2 separate regions of the Homo sapiens genome follow, and region 1 is linked to region 2. A link is an interaction called in ENCODE POLR2A ChIA-PET data of the cell type or tissue named here. Cell type or tissue: endothelial cell of umbilical vein. All regions are shown on one strand. Each heading gives the region's core, and the rest is flanking DNA. Links, peaks and the distances in the headings are about the cores only.

Region 1 (6,410 bases), core at 2,015-4,514, 900 kb after region 2:
CAGCTCCCACTGGGAGGTGGCAATTATTACCGCGGGCGGGCCCTGTCTTGGTGGCCGGGGACACCAATTGAGCTAGATAGGGTGTGTGCGTCCGCGAGGAGCTCCCGCCCTTCAGTGACGGCCTCTCAAGCGGATCCAGGCTTTCTAGTTTTTTTTTTTTTTTTTTTTTTTTTGAGACGGTGTCTCGCTCTGTCCCCCAGGCTGGAGTGCAGTGGCGCGATCTCGGCTCACTGCAAGCTCCGCCTCCCGGGTTCACGCCGTTTTCCTGCCTCAGCCTCCCGAGTAGCTGGGACTACAGGCGCCCGCCACCACGCCCGGCTAATTTTTTGTATTTTAGTAGAGACGGGGTTTCACCGTGTTGGCCAGGATGATCTCGATCTCCTGACCTTGTGATCCGCCCGCCTCAGCCCCTCAAAGTACTGGGATTACAGGCGTGAGCCATCGCGCTGGGCCAATTTTTTGTATTTTTTTTTTAGTAGAGACGGGGTTGCACCGTGTTAGCCAGATGGTCTCGATCTCCTGACCTCATGATCCGCCGGCCTCGGCCTCCCAAAGCGCTAGGATTACAGGTGTGAGCCACCGCACCTGGCCCAGGCTTTCTAGTTTTTTGTTTTTTGTTTTTTTGAGACAGAGTCTGGCTCTGTCGCCCAGGCTGGAGTGCAGTGTTGCGATATCAGCTCACTGCAACATCCACCTCCTGGGTTCAAGCAGTTCTCATGCCTCAGCCTCCCTAGTAGCTGGGATTACAGGTGCCTACCACCATGCCCAGCTAATTTTTTGTATTTTAGTAGAGACGGGATTTCACCCTGTTGCCCAGGTTGGTCTTGAACTCTTGATCTCAGGCAATGCACCTGCCTTGGCTTTCCAAAGTACTGGGATTACAGGTGTGAGCCACCGCGCCCAGCCCTCTAGTTGTTTTTCAAGACAGTTTTTGGGGTGCGGGAAGTATCCACATTCCTACTTCAGTGTGTATTTTGTTATGACTATATATTAGTGCAGTATGGCTTGTAAATGATGGATAAATAAACAGATATGCGCTTGTTGGACGTGAGTGCTCAAAACCTTTTTACTGATAGGTCAGTGTGGTCAAGACAATTTAGGAAACTCTGGTCTGGCCTGAGGAGGAAGAAACGCAGAAGATAATTATAGTAAGGCAAGGGGTTGCAGCTCCCAAAGACGAGCCACTGGGCTCTGTGAGAGCTGGGAGGAGGTGTTTGCTTAAGACTGGGAGGGGACACAAAATGTCACTAATGGTTTCTGGAGGGAGGAAGAGTGGCTAGTGAGGTGACATTTGAAAGTGAGCTGGAGAGAGGCCCATGGAAAGCGATTTGGGGCCGGGCATTGTGGCTCACGCCTGTCATCCCAACAATCTGGGAGGCCGAGGCGGGTGGATCACCTAAGTCAGGAGTTCGAGACCAGCTTGGCTAACATGGTGCAACCCTATCTCTACTAAAAATACAAAAATTAACTGGGCGTATTGGCGCATGCCTGTAATCCCAGCTACTCAGGAGGCAGGAGAATCACTTAAACCTGGGAGACGGAGGCTACTATGAGCAGAGATCACGTCACTGCACTCCAGCCTGGGTGACAGAGCAAGACTCCATCTCAAAAAAAAAAAAAAAAAGAAAGAAAGAAAGAAAAAAGTGATTTGAACAGCATGTGCAAAGTCCTTGCTAAGGACCATATGGTTTGGCTTGAATATGAATCAAAGTTCAGGGTGCAGGGAGCACTGTCATGAGAGAAGAGGCTGCAGAGGAGGGCAGGGCCAGAGCTTGCAGGGTGTCAGAGGCCACCCTAAGGGGCTGGGATCTTGTCCTTGGGAGCTGGGGCATCACCGCAGCAGTGGGGTTGGCTCTGGGTGTGGAAAAACTTTCTGGGGCTGGGAGAGGATGAACAGGAGCTCGGGAGGAGGCTGTAGAGAGCGTCTGAGCGGGAGGGGTAGTGGCCTGAGCCAGGTCAGGGCTTTCGGGACACAGAGAGGAGGGCATGGGGCAAAGACTCAGGGGGCAGGAAGGCAGAGCTTGGGGCTTGATGAGGGTGATGAGGGAGAGAGGGGGTGCCGCCATCGGTGGATGGCTCCGGGACGTATGCTCTGCTGACTGGGACACAGTGGGGCTGTCCCTGAGATGGAGAGCTCAGGAGGGCAAGCAGGTTTGGGAAATGTCGCTGAGTGCAATGTGGGAATCTGTGCATATGAGCGGCCTAGGGGGACCGAGGGGCATGTGGGGACTGAGATTGGGAAAGGTCTGGACTAATGTCCAGAATCTGAGAGGTCCGAGTTGTAGCTGGTAATTGAAACTGGAAGTAGGTAAGACGTCACAGGGAAAACAACGTGTAAAGTCAGGGGAGTTGCAAACTGGCAATTCTATAGCCAATTGTGTGCGTGTGTTTGTGTGTGTGTGTGTTTAGAAGAGCATTTAAAAATATCTGTCTTCTGTCTCTCTCTCTTTTTTTTTTTTTTTTTTTTTTGAGACAGGGTCTTGCTCTGTTGTCCAGGCTGGAGTGGCACGATCATGGTTCACTGCAGCCTTGACCTGCTGGGCTCAAGCGATCCTCCCACATGAGCCTCCGGAGTAGCTGGGACCACAGGCATGCACCACCATGCCTGGCTAATTTTAAAATTTTTTGTAGAAACCGGGTCTCCCTTTGATACCAGACCAGGCTGGTATCCAACTCCTGGACTCAAGTGAGCCTCCCACCTCACTCTGCCTGCCAAAGTGCTGGAATTACAGGCGAGAGCCACCATACCCGGCTACCTCTTTTTTTTTTTTGAGACGGAGTCTCGCTCTATCACCCAGGCTGGAGTGCAGTAGTGCGATCTCGGCTCACTTCAACCTCTGCCTCCTGGGTTCAAGCGATTCTCCTGCCTCAGCCCCCCGAGTAGCTGGGATTACAGGCACCCACCATCACGCCTGGCTAATTTTTGTACTTTTAGTAGAGACAAGGTTTCACCATGTTGGCCAGGCTGATCTCGAACTCCTGACCTCAAGTGATCTGCCCACCTGGGCCTCCCAACGTGCTGGGATTACAGGTGTGAGCCACTGCTCCTGGCCCTGGCTACTTCTTTCTGTTGAGTTACTTGACTGGCCTCTGCACACATTGGGTTTGAGAATCATGTAGGGAAGGCTTGCACTGGGAACACCTACACTCAAGGGAGGTGAAAAGCAAGAGAAAGCCACAAACAAGTCAGGCATGAAGCAGCCGGGGCGGGGAGGAAGGCCAGAGGGGCAGGGGTATCCTGCCAAGGAGAGGGTTTCCAGAATGAGAGCCTTTCAGCTGTAGCCAGGGCCACTTGTGATACAGTCAGATGAAACCTGAATAAGGGCCGTTGTATATGGAGCCAGGCAGGAAATTGATGATTTTTATCAAGAACAATTTCAGGCCAGGCACAGTGACTCACAGCTGTAATCCCAGCAGTTTGAGAGGCCGAGGTGGGCTGATCACTTGAGGTCAGGAGTTTGAGACCAGCCTGGCCAATGTGGTAAAACCCCATCTCTACTAAAAATACAAAAACTAGCCAGGTACTGTGGCACATGCCTGTAATCCCAGCTACTCAGGATGCTGAGGCACGAGAGTCGCTTGAGCCCAGGTGGCAGAGGTTGCAGTGAGCTGAGATCGTACCACTGCATTCTAGCCTGGGAGACAGAGCGAGACTCCATCTCAAAACAAAACAAAACAAACAAACAAACAAAAAAACAATTTATTTCAGTTTCTGTGGCTCCACCGAGGAAAGAGTGTAGGAGGCAAGCTGTGCAGAAGGAATGGCTCCTAGCACTGAATGTCAGAATTTTCCACGATTTTGGAAACGTTCTATGTCTACATCCAATATGGCAGTCCTGGCCACAGGGGGCTACTGGGCACTTGGAATATGGCCATTGTACCTGAGAAACTGAATTTTTTTTTGAGGTGGAGTCTCGCTCTGTCGCCCAGGCTGGAGTGCAGTGGTGCAATCTTGGCTCACTGCAACCTCCGCCTCCCGGGTTCATGCCATTCTCCTGCCTCAGCCTCCCGAGTAGCTGGGACTACAGGCACCCGCCACCATGCCAAGCTGATTTTTGTATTTTTAGTAGAAACAGGGTTTCACCATGTTGGCCAGGCTGGTCTCAAAGTCCTGACCTCAGGTGATCCGCCCACCTTGGCCTCCCTAAGTTCTGGGATTACAGGCATGAACCACTGCACTTGACCTGAATTTTTTATTTGATTTAATTTTAACTTATTAGAACAGAAAGAGCTCCATGGCTACAAAGAACCCATGCAGCTATCACATTGGACAGTACAAGCTCCAGACTATTCCGTGAAGAGCTTTTATTTTATTATTATTATTTTTTTTTTTTTTTGAGGCAGAGTCTCATTCTGTTGCCCAGGCTGGAGTGCAGTGGCACAATCTCTGCTCATCACAACCTCCGTCTCCCAGGTTCAAGTGATTCTCCTGCCTCAGCCTCCTGAGTAGCTGGGACTACAGGCGCGTACCACCATGCCCGGCTAATTTTTGTATTTTTAGTAGAGATAAGGTTTCACTATGTTGGCCAGGCTGGTCTCGAACTCCTGACCTCATGATCCGCCCGCCTTGGCCTCCCAAAGTGCTGGGATTACAGTCATGAGCCACCATGCCCGGCCTTATTTCTTATTTTTAGTGACATGGTCTTGCTCTGTTGCCTAGCCTGAACTGCAGTGGTGTGATCATGGCTTATTGCAGCCTTGAACTCCTGAGCTCAAGTGATCCTCCTGCTACAGCCTCCTGAGTAGCTGGAACCACAGGCGTGCACCACCACACCTGGCTAATTAAAACAATTTTTTTTGTAGGGATGGGGTCTCGCTCTATTGCCCAGGCTGTTCTCAAACTCCTGGGCTCAAGCAGTCCTTCTGCCTTGACCTCCCAAAGTGCTTGGATTGTGCCCAGCCGTCCTTGAAGTTTTGCTCAGAAGAGCAAACTTTCTGGGAAGTAGCTGCAGGTGTTGGAAGTAGCTGCAGGGGAACTAGGGGATTCAAGGATGGAGCTGAAATGGGTGAACGGACAAAGTCGGTAAACTGAGGCATGCCAGGGCCCTGGAGGTAGACTCAGGAATGAAGAAGACACTTTATTGTAGTTCTCACTGTGCCAGGACCTGGCCTAAGTGTGTTTGGTTCATCCCATGTGTGGATCAGTTAGCCGTTCTTTTAGTGTCTTTACGGCTTTTGCCAAATCCTTGTAGCACCTCTGCTATCCCTTCTGTAAAATTGCTCTTAAATCTGCTCACTAGGTTTGTGTAAATACAGGTCTCCCCTGATATCTGAACTCCTGGAATCTGGAACAAAGAATTTAGATACATTTTTCTCCTTCTTTCTTCCTTTCTCTTTCTTTTCTTTTCTTTTCTCTCTCTCTTTCTTTCTTTCTCTCTTTCTCTTTCTTTCTCTCTCTTTCCCTCCCTCCCTCCCTCCCTTCCTTCCTTCCTTCCTTTCCTTCCTCCCTCTCTGTCTCTCTCCCTCCCTCCTTCCTTTCTTTCCTTAGTTTTTTTTTTTTTTTTTTTTTTTTTTTTTTTTTTGAGATGGAGTTTCGCTCTTGTCTCCCAGGCTGGAGTACAATAGTGTGATGGCTCACTGCAACTTCTGCCTCCTGGGTTCAACCAATTCTCCTGCCTCAGCCTTCTGAGTAGCTGGGATTACAGGCACCCGCCACCACGACCAGCTAATTTTTGTATTTTTTTTAGTACAGACAGTGTTTCACCATGTTGGCCAGTCTGGTCTCAAACTCTTGACCTCAGATGATCCACCCGCCTCAGCCTCCCAAAGTGCTGGGATTACAGGCATGAGCCACTGCGCCCGGCCTCTTGCTTGCTTGCTTGCTTGCTTGCTTGCTTGCTTGCTTGCTTTTCTTTCCTTCTTTTCTTTTTTTTGAACAGGGTCTCACTCTGTTGCCCAGGTTGGAGTGCAGTGGCGTGGTCACAGCTCTCTGCATCACTGCAGCCTTGATCTCCCAGGCTGAAGTGATCCTCCTGCCTCAGCCTCCTAAGCACATGCTGCCACACCTGGCTAATTTTATTTTATTTTATTTTATTTATTTATTTATTTTTAGAGACAGGGTCTGACTATATTGCACAGCTGGTCTCGAACTCCTGGGTTCAGGTGATCCTCTGGCCCCAGCCTCCCAAAGTGCTAGGATTACAGGCATGAGCCATCATACCCGACCCTACATTTTCAAATGAATTTCTCATTCTCCAAACCCCTGTTACTTACTCAGGTGCCAATCACCTTTAGAAAGCAAGAGAGACTTGTGCATTTCTTTAGGTGGGGGAAAGTTTTATATGTGGAAACTTTCCAAATGGAAACCTGTTCCATTTGGCACAGAGAGGAAGAAACAAGCCACACAGAAGCCAAAGACAATGAAAAGCAAACAAAGGTGTTTCCCTACTCGCTAGATGGCTGTTGCCAGC
Region 2 (6,410 bases), core at 2,425-4,924:
TTCTTATAAGGAAAAGATTCCATTTTGTTTCTTGAAATGAGGTATTGCTTTGTCGCCCAGACTGGAATGCAGCGGTGCCATCATAGCTCACTGCGACCTTAAACTCCTGGGCTCAAGGGATCCTCTCACTTCAGCCTCCCGAGTAGCTGGGACTACAGGCACAAACCACTGTGCCTGGCTTCATGAGAAAAAATTAAATATATAATGGTACTAGGTAAAATAATACTAAATAAGAAGTAATTTGAATGCATACTATATTAACTCTGGAATAACGATACTTAAGTAAAAGAAAAGTGTTCGTTACAACAAAGGGAAGCTTGTAGTTCAGAGGATAGCTAAATTAAATTTGTTGCAGGCTGTGAGAGACATAACAAACATAAACACATGAAATATGTAGATTTTTATATTTTTATTGAAAATTGGATAGAAATATTTGGTTTGTTCAGTTGGAACATGTGAGTTGATTATTATGCATATAAATAAACAGACATTCAGTGTAGGGGCCAGCCCTACAGGGTCTGTGGGTCTTTCTCCCGTTGTGCGGAGACGAGAGATCGTAGAAATAAAGACACAAGACAGAGAAATAGAAGAAAAGACAACTGGGCCCGGGGGACCACTACCACCAAGATGCGGAGACCAGCAGTGGCCCCGAATGCCTGGCTGTGCTGATATTTATTGGATACAAGGCAAAAGGGGCAGGGTAAGGAGTGTGAGTCATCTCTAATGATTGATAAGGTCACATGAGTCACGTTTCCACCGGACAGGGGGCCCCTCCCTGTTTGGCAGCCCTGGTGGAGAGAGAGAGGAGACAGCTTATGCCATTATTTCTGCATTTCAGAGACTTTTAGTACTTTTACTAATTCTGCTACTGCTATCTAGAGGGCGGAGCCAGGTGTACAGAGTGGAACATGAAAGTGAAACAGGAGCGTGACCGCTGAAGCACAGCATCACAGGGAGCCGGTTAGGCCTCCGGATAACTGCGGGCGGGCCTGACTGATGTCAGGCCTTCCACAAGAGACGGTGGAGCAGAGTCTTCTCTAACTCCCCCGGGGAAAGAGAGACTCCCTTTCCTGGCCCACTAAGTAACGGGTGCCTTTTCTAGGCACTGACGCTACCGCTAGACCAAGGTCCGCTAAGTAACAGGTGCCTTCCCAGACGCCGGCATTACCGCTAGACCAGGGAGCCCTCTAGTGGCCATGTCTGGGTGTGACAGAAGGCTCGCACTCTCGTCTTCTAGTCACTTCTCACCGTGCCCCTTCAGCTCCTATCTCTGTATGGCCTGGTTTTTCCTAGGTTATGATTGTAGAGCGAGGATTATTATAACATTGGAATAAAGGGTAATTGCTACAAACTAATGATTAATGATATTCATATATAATCATATCTATGATCTAGATCTAGTATAACTATTCTTATTTTCTATATTTTCTTTATTATACTGGAACAGCTCGTGCCCTCGGTCTCTCGCCTCGGCACCTGGGTGGCTTTCCGCCCCACAACTCAGGTGTTGCAGATAAATTCATTGGTGGTAAAATAAAACGTTTGTATAGGGTTTTGGAATTCAAATCTTTAAAATCACTTCTCTGAATTTCCATTAGATGATTATTGCTACCAATAAAATTTTAGTAGGTAAACACAACCACCTTCTAAGAACTTAGAACTCTCAGACTGGGCACGATGGCTCACGTCTGTAATCCCAGAACTTTGGGAGGCCAAGGCAGGCAGATCACCTGAGGTCGGGAGTTCAAGACCAGCCTGAGCAACATGGAGAAACCCTGTCTCTACTAAAAATACAAAATTAGCCAGGTGTGGTGGCGCATGCCTGTAATCCCAGCTACTCAGGAGGCTGAGACGGGAGAATTGCTTGAACCTGAGATCGCGCCATTGCACTCCAGCTTGGCAACAAGAGAGAAACTCCGTCTAAAAAAAACAAAAAAGAACTTAGAACTCTCCAATATTAAATGGCCAGTTCCCTCAGAATAAAAACAAACCAAAATATTGCAACCAAAGTGAACTTTGAATAATTAATTCAATTGTTACACTTTCTTCTTAAGTTGTGAAGAACTTCAAAATGACGTGACTATATAACAATAGTGAGATGCAAACAAAGAACAAAAACTACCACAAAAGAAATTGTGAATTTCATTCAGCAGCTTTACTGTTAGTCTTAATATGGTGCTTATTAGGAGTTGGTTTTGCATTGCTCAGTAGCAGAGATATAATTACAGCTTGTTTTATGTGGTAATATAATATAAAAGTATACCCTCTCTAGCCTTGTCTACTGACAGAATTACGTGCAATGTCACAGCAAGAGCCTGATGTATCTGCCCAGAATTCTTGTTTTGATCTGTAAATCTCTAATAGTAATTGTGAAGAGCTCAACTCAGTATGGAAACTGATCTGGTCACGCATTTTTTTTCAGCATCTTAAATAAACAGCACAGAGTCTGAGGCCACACTATGCTGGACACACTGTAATCGCACAAACAAAATTGTAGGGCTTTGTTCCAAGATGGTGTTAAGACTTGATCTATGGATAAGATCAACTTGTGGGTGATTCAGAGGTGCACCCACTAGTTCCCTGCAACCAGAAATGGTAAACCTACTTGTCTGTTTAAAGATGCTTGAAACAATATTGCAGAGAGAGGATGGTGAGACAGTGGAGTGCTGTATGATGGTGAGTGTTAAACACAATTTGATTTATTAAAATTAAGTTGCATTCCTTGGATACAAATAGTTCGTTTTAAAAAATAGGCAGAGTATTACACTATTTTTTTTATTTATTTTTTGTTCTGAAGACAGAGTCTCACTCTGTCACCCAGGCTGGAGTGCAGTGGCAAGATCTCAGCTCACTGCAACCTCCGCCTCCTGGGTTCAAGCAATTCTCCTATCTCAGCCTCTGGAGTAGCTGGAATTACAGGCGTGCACCACCATGCCCGGCTAATTTTTGTATTTTTAGTAGAGATGGGGTTTCGCCATGCTGACCAGGCAAGTCTGGAACTCCCGGGCTCAGGCTATCCACCTGCCTCAGCCTCCCAACATGCTGAGATTACAGGCCTGAGCCACCGTGCCCGGTCACCCCATTTTAATATATTTAATAAAACCAAATAGTCAAAAAGTTAAGATGGATTATTTATGGGTGTTTGGATTTTGAGCAATTTGTAATTCACTAATTTTCTTTTCTGTTATCCAAAGTGTCTACAATGCTATTAATAATATCTATTTTTACCACTATATAAAAATTAATCTTCAAAAATTACAATAAGATATCACTTTACACGTACTAGAATGGCCATTTTTAAAAGGCCCATAATAACAATTATAGGTGAGGATATGGAGAAGCTGGCCCCCTCCTACACTGCTGGTGGGAATGGAAATTGGCGCTTTGGAAAACAGTCTGGCAGTTCCTTGAAGGGTAAACATAGAGTTACCATATGACCCAGCAACTCCACTCCTAAGTATGCACCCAAGAGAAGGAAATAATCTGTCCACATGGAAATTCGTACCTGAATATTCACAGTATCATTTTTCATAACAGCCCCAAAGTGGAACTCACCCAAATGTCTATCGTCTGCTGAATGGACAGAGAATACGTGGTGTCTCCATACGGTGGAATATTATTCAGCCATGAAAGCAAAGGAGGTGCTGTTATGTGGTATAAAATGGATAGACCTTGAAAACATTATGCAAAGTGAAAGGATCCATCACAAAGGACAATATATTGTTTGATGCCTGTCTTAGTCACTTTGGGCTTCTTTAACAAAAGTATCATAGACCATGTAGCTTAAACAACAGAATTTATTGTCATAGTTCTGGAGGCTGGGAAGTCCAAGATCAAGGCACTGGTACATTCAGTGCCTGGAGAGGACCTGCTTCCTTGTTCATAGACGGCTGACTTCTTGCTGCATTCTCCCACAGTAGAAAGCGGGAGCGAGGTCTCTGGGGTCTCTTTTCTAAGGGCGTTGAGACCATTCATGAGGATTCCACCCTCATGACCTCATCACCTCCCGAAGGCCCCATCTCCTCCTATCATCATATTTGGAGTTAGGATTTCAACACGTGAACCTGAGGGTGGACACATACATTCAGTCCATAACAACTCCTATTAAATCAAACGTCAGAATGAGTAAACCTATGGAGACAGAAGGTGGATGCGTGGGTGCCTGTGGCTGGGTGTGCGTGCCTGTGGGGAACGGGGAGTGCCACTTAATGAGTTTCTTTTTGAGGTGATGACGCTGTCCTAAAACTGAGTGTGGTGGTGGTTGTACAACTTCATAACTATACTATATATACAACATTGAATTGTATAGTTTAAGTGGGTGAATTGTGTGGTTTGTGAACTATATATCCATAAAGCCATTATTTTAAAAATCTAATCTTTAAAAAATGTCATAGCAGAGCCGGTGAAGGTAATGGATTAGACAACGGTCCCTAAACCCAAGTATTTTAAAGAAATCAAGGTGACAATTTAGGCAAGAAAAATGATTAGAGTTGTACGAGAGAAGAATGGAAGGCAAGGAAAATAATCACCATTTCACTTCCAAAAGTCCTTTTCGGAAGATAGCCTTTTAATTAATTTTAACACAAAGTGTACAAAATATATTAGTTTACTAACTCTAGTTTTGTCTTATATTGACAAACTCTTTAATATCTAGATACTAGATATTATAAAATTAGGACCCATTTGTCCAGTACCTACACAACATATACAGTGTAGCAAAGTTAAATGAAATGCAGGCTGGGCACGGTGGCTCATGCCTATAATCCCAATACTTTGGGAGGCTGAGGCTGGCGGATAACCTGAGGTTGGGAGTACGAGACCAGCCTGACCAATATGGAGAAACCCCGTCTCTACTAAAAATACAAAATTAGCCGGGCGTGGTGGCCCATGCCTGTAATCCCAGCTACTTGGAAAGCTGAGGCACGAGAATTGGTTGAACCCAGGTAGCGGAGGTTGCAGTGAGCCGAGATCGTGCCTCTGCACTCCAGCCTGGAAGACAGAGTGAGACTCTGTCTCAAAAAAAAAAAAAAAAAAAAGTAAATTTCCATTAACTGGCAAGTAATGGATCCAGGTCTACAATGCTCTATCTCCTAATGTCATCTCCAGATTAATTTTTTAAATCACCCAGGGCAGCAATCTGCAATGTCCTCTGGATCTGTGTAAACTCTTGTGTGGCAAATGACTGAAAGTTCAACTTCAATGCAGTAAAAATATAAAGAGAGTGTCCTGGCTCCGTTGAATGCAAGGACAGAAGGTAGGACTGACCCTAGGGAGGCTGATCCATGAGCTCCAAAAACACCACAGGGAAGGAACGTTTCTCCAGGTGTCCACCTTGCCTTCCATGGTGTTGGCTCCACACAATATTCACATGAAGCTTCACATCTCACAAGAGACAAAAGGGAGAAGAGCAAGGGCAGCCTCTGATCCCTCCCAATGAGGAGAAGTCTCCTCGGGATGTCACAATGTCTCGCAAGCCCATTTCCCAGCCAGCTTATGTTTCCAGGAAGTCAGGGAACAGATTAAATTTTCAAAATCATGCCTAGAGGAGGGTCAAGATGCCTGACTGGACACAGCCCAGAAGCACCACTCCCACCAAGAGAAACCAAGATATTGGATAAACCAACAGACTTAGAGAAGATCTTCGTAGGAAAAACACCAAGAGTTGATACAGAGGCATGCAGACAACAGGGCTGAAGAGCTAGGAACCTGGGAATGTGGTGTGGGGTAGCTGAACGCTAGGGCCAGTTCCCAGCACTGAAAGGCTCCTAGGGGAGGGGTTAGTGAAGGGACAGAGGGATGACAGGCTGTCACCACAGACCGCTGATGTCCCAGCTATGGGAGACTGCCCACCTCCCATAGACATTTTTTTTTCTTTTGAGATGGAGTTTCGCTCTTGTTGCCCAGGCTGGAATGCAATGGCATGATCTCAGCTCACTGCAACCTCTGCCTCTCAGGTTCTAATGATTCTCTTGCCTCAGTCTCCTGAGTAGCTGGGATTACAGGTGCCCACCGCCACGCTCAGCTAATTTTTGTATTTTTAGTAGAGATGGGGGTTTCACCATGTTGGCCAGGCTGGTCTTGAACTCCTGTCCTCATGACCCACTCGCCTCAACCTCCAAAAGTGCTGGGGTTACAGGCATGAGCCACCGCGCCCGGCCTCCGTAGACATTTTGTCAGAGGCATTTGAACCAGAGCAACTCCATCTTGAGTAGGAGGTGGAGAAAATGAGGCTGAGACCTACCGGGCTGCATTCCCAAATGATGAAGGCATTCTAAGTCACAGGATGAGATAGGAGGTCGGCACAAGATACAGGTCATAAAGACCTTGCTGATAAAACAGGTTGCAGTAAAGGAGCCGGCCAAAACCCACCAAAACCAGGATGGCGACGAGAGTGACCTCTGGTGGTCCTC

What was found. Peaks named below come from ENCODE experiments on the same cell type or tissue, not always from the same donor. Only the 100,000 strongest peaks of a DNase experiment are listed, where the experiment ranks them.
Region 1: POLR2A ChIA-PET joins it to region 2 with 6 read pairs; 2 of 35 experiments call an interaction of 5 or more read pairs at or near these places.

Annotation. Positions count from the first base shown.
Region 1 is chr19:49,158,877-49,165,286 of GRCh38, forward strand. The region is part of intron 2 of TRPM4 (transient receptor potential cation channel subfamily M member 4); the gene reads left to right. Among named protein-coding and RNA genes, the nearest start is that of TRPM4, 4.3 kb to the left of the region's middle. RefSeq lists a silencer at 1-141. In endothelial cell of umbilical vein, for the core only: no CTCF peak of the experiment used is centred there; a DNase peak (open chromatin) is centred at 3,285.
Region 2 is chr19:48,259,121-48,265,530 of GRCh38, forward strand. It overlaps ZNF114-AS1 (ZNF114 antisense RNA 1), which reads right to left. Exons shown (of 3, transcript XR_936008.4): 3 at 3,780-4,064. Among named protein-coding and RNA genes, the nearest start is that of CARD8, 6.4 kb to the left of the region's middle. RefSeq lists an enhancer at 815-1,014 and a silencer at 987-1,167. In endothelial cell of umbilical vein, for the core only: no CTCF peak of the experiment used is centred there; no DNase peak of the experiment used is centred there.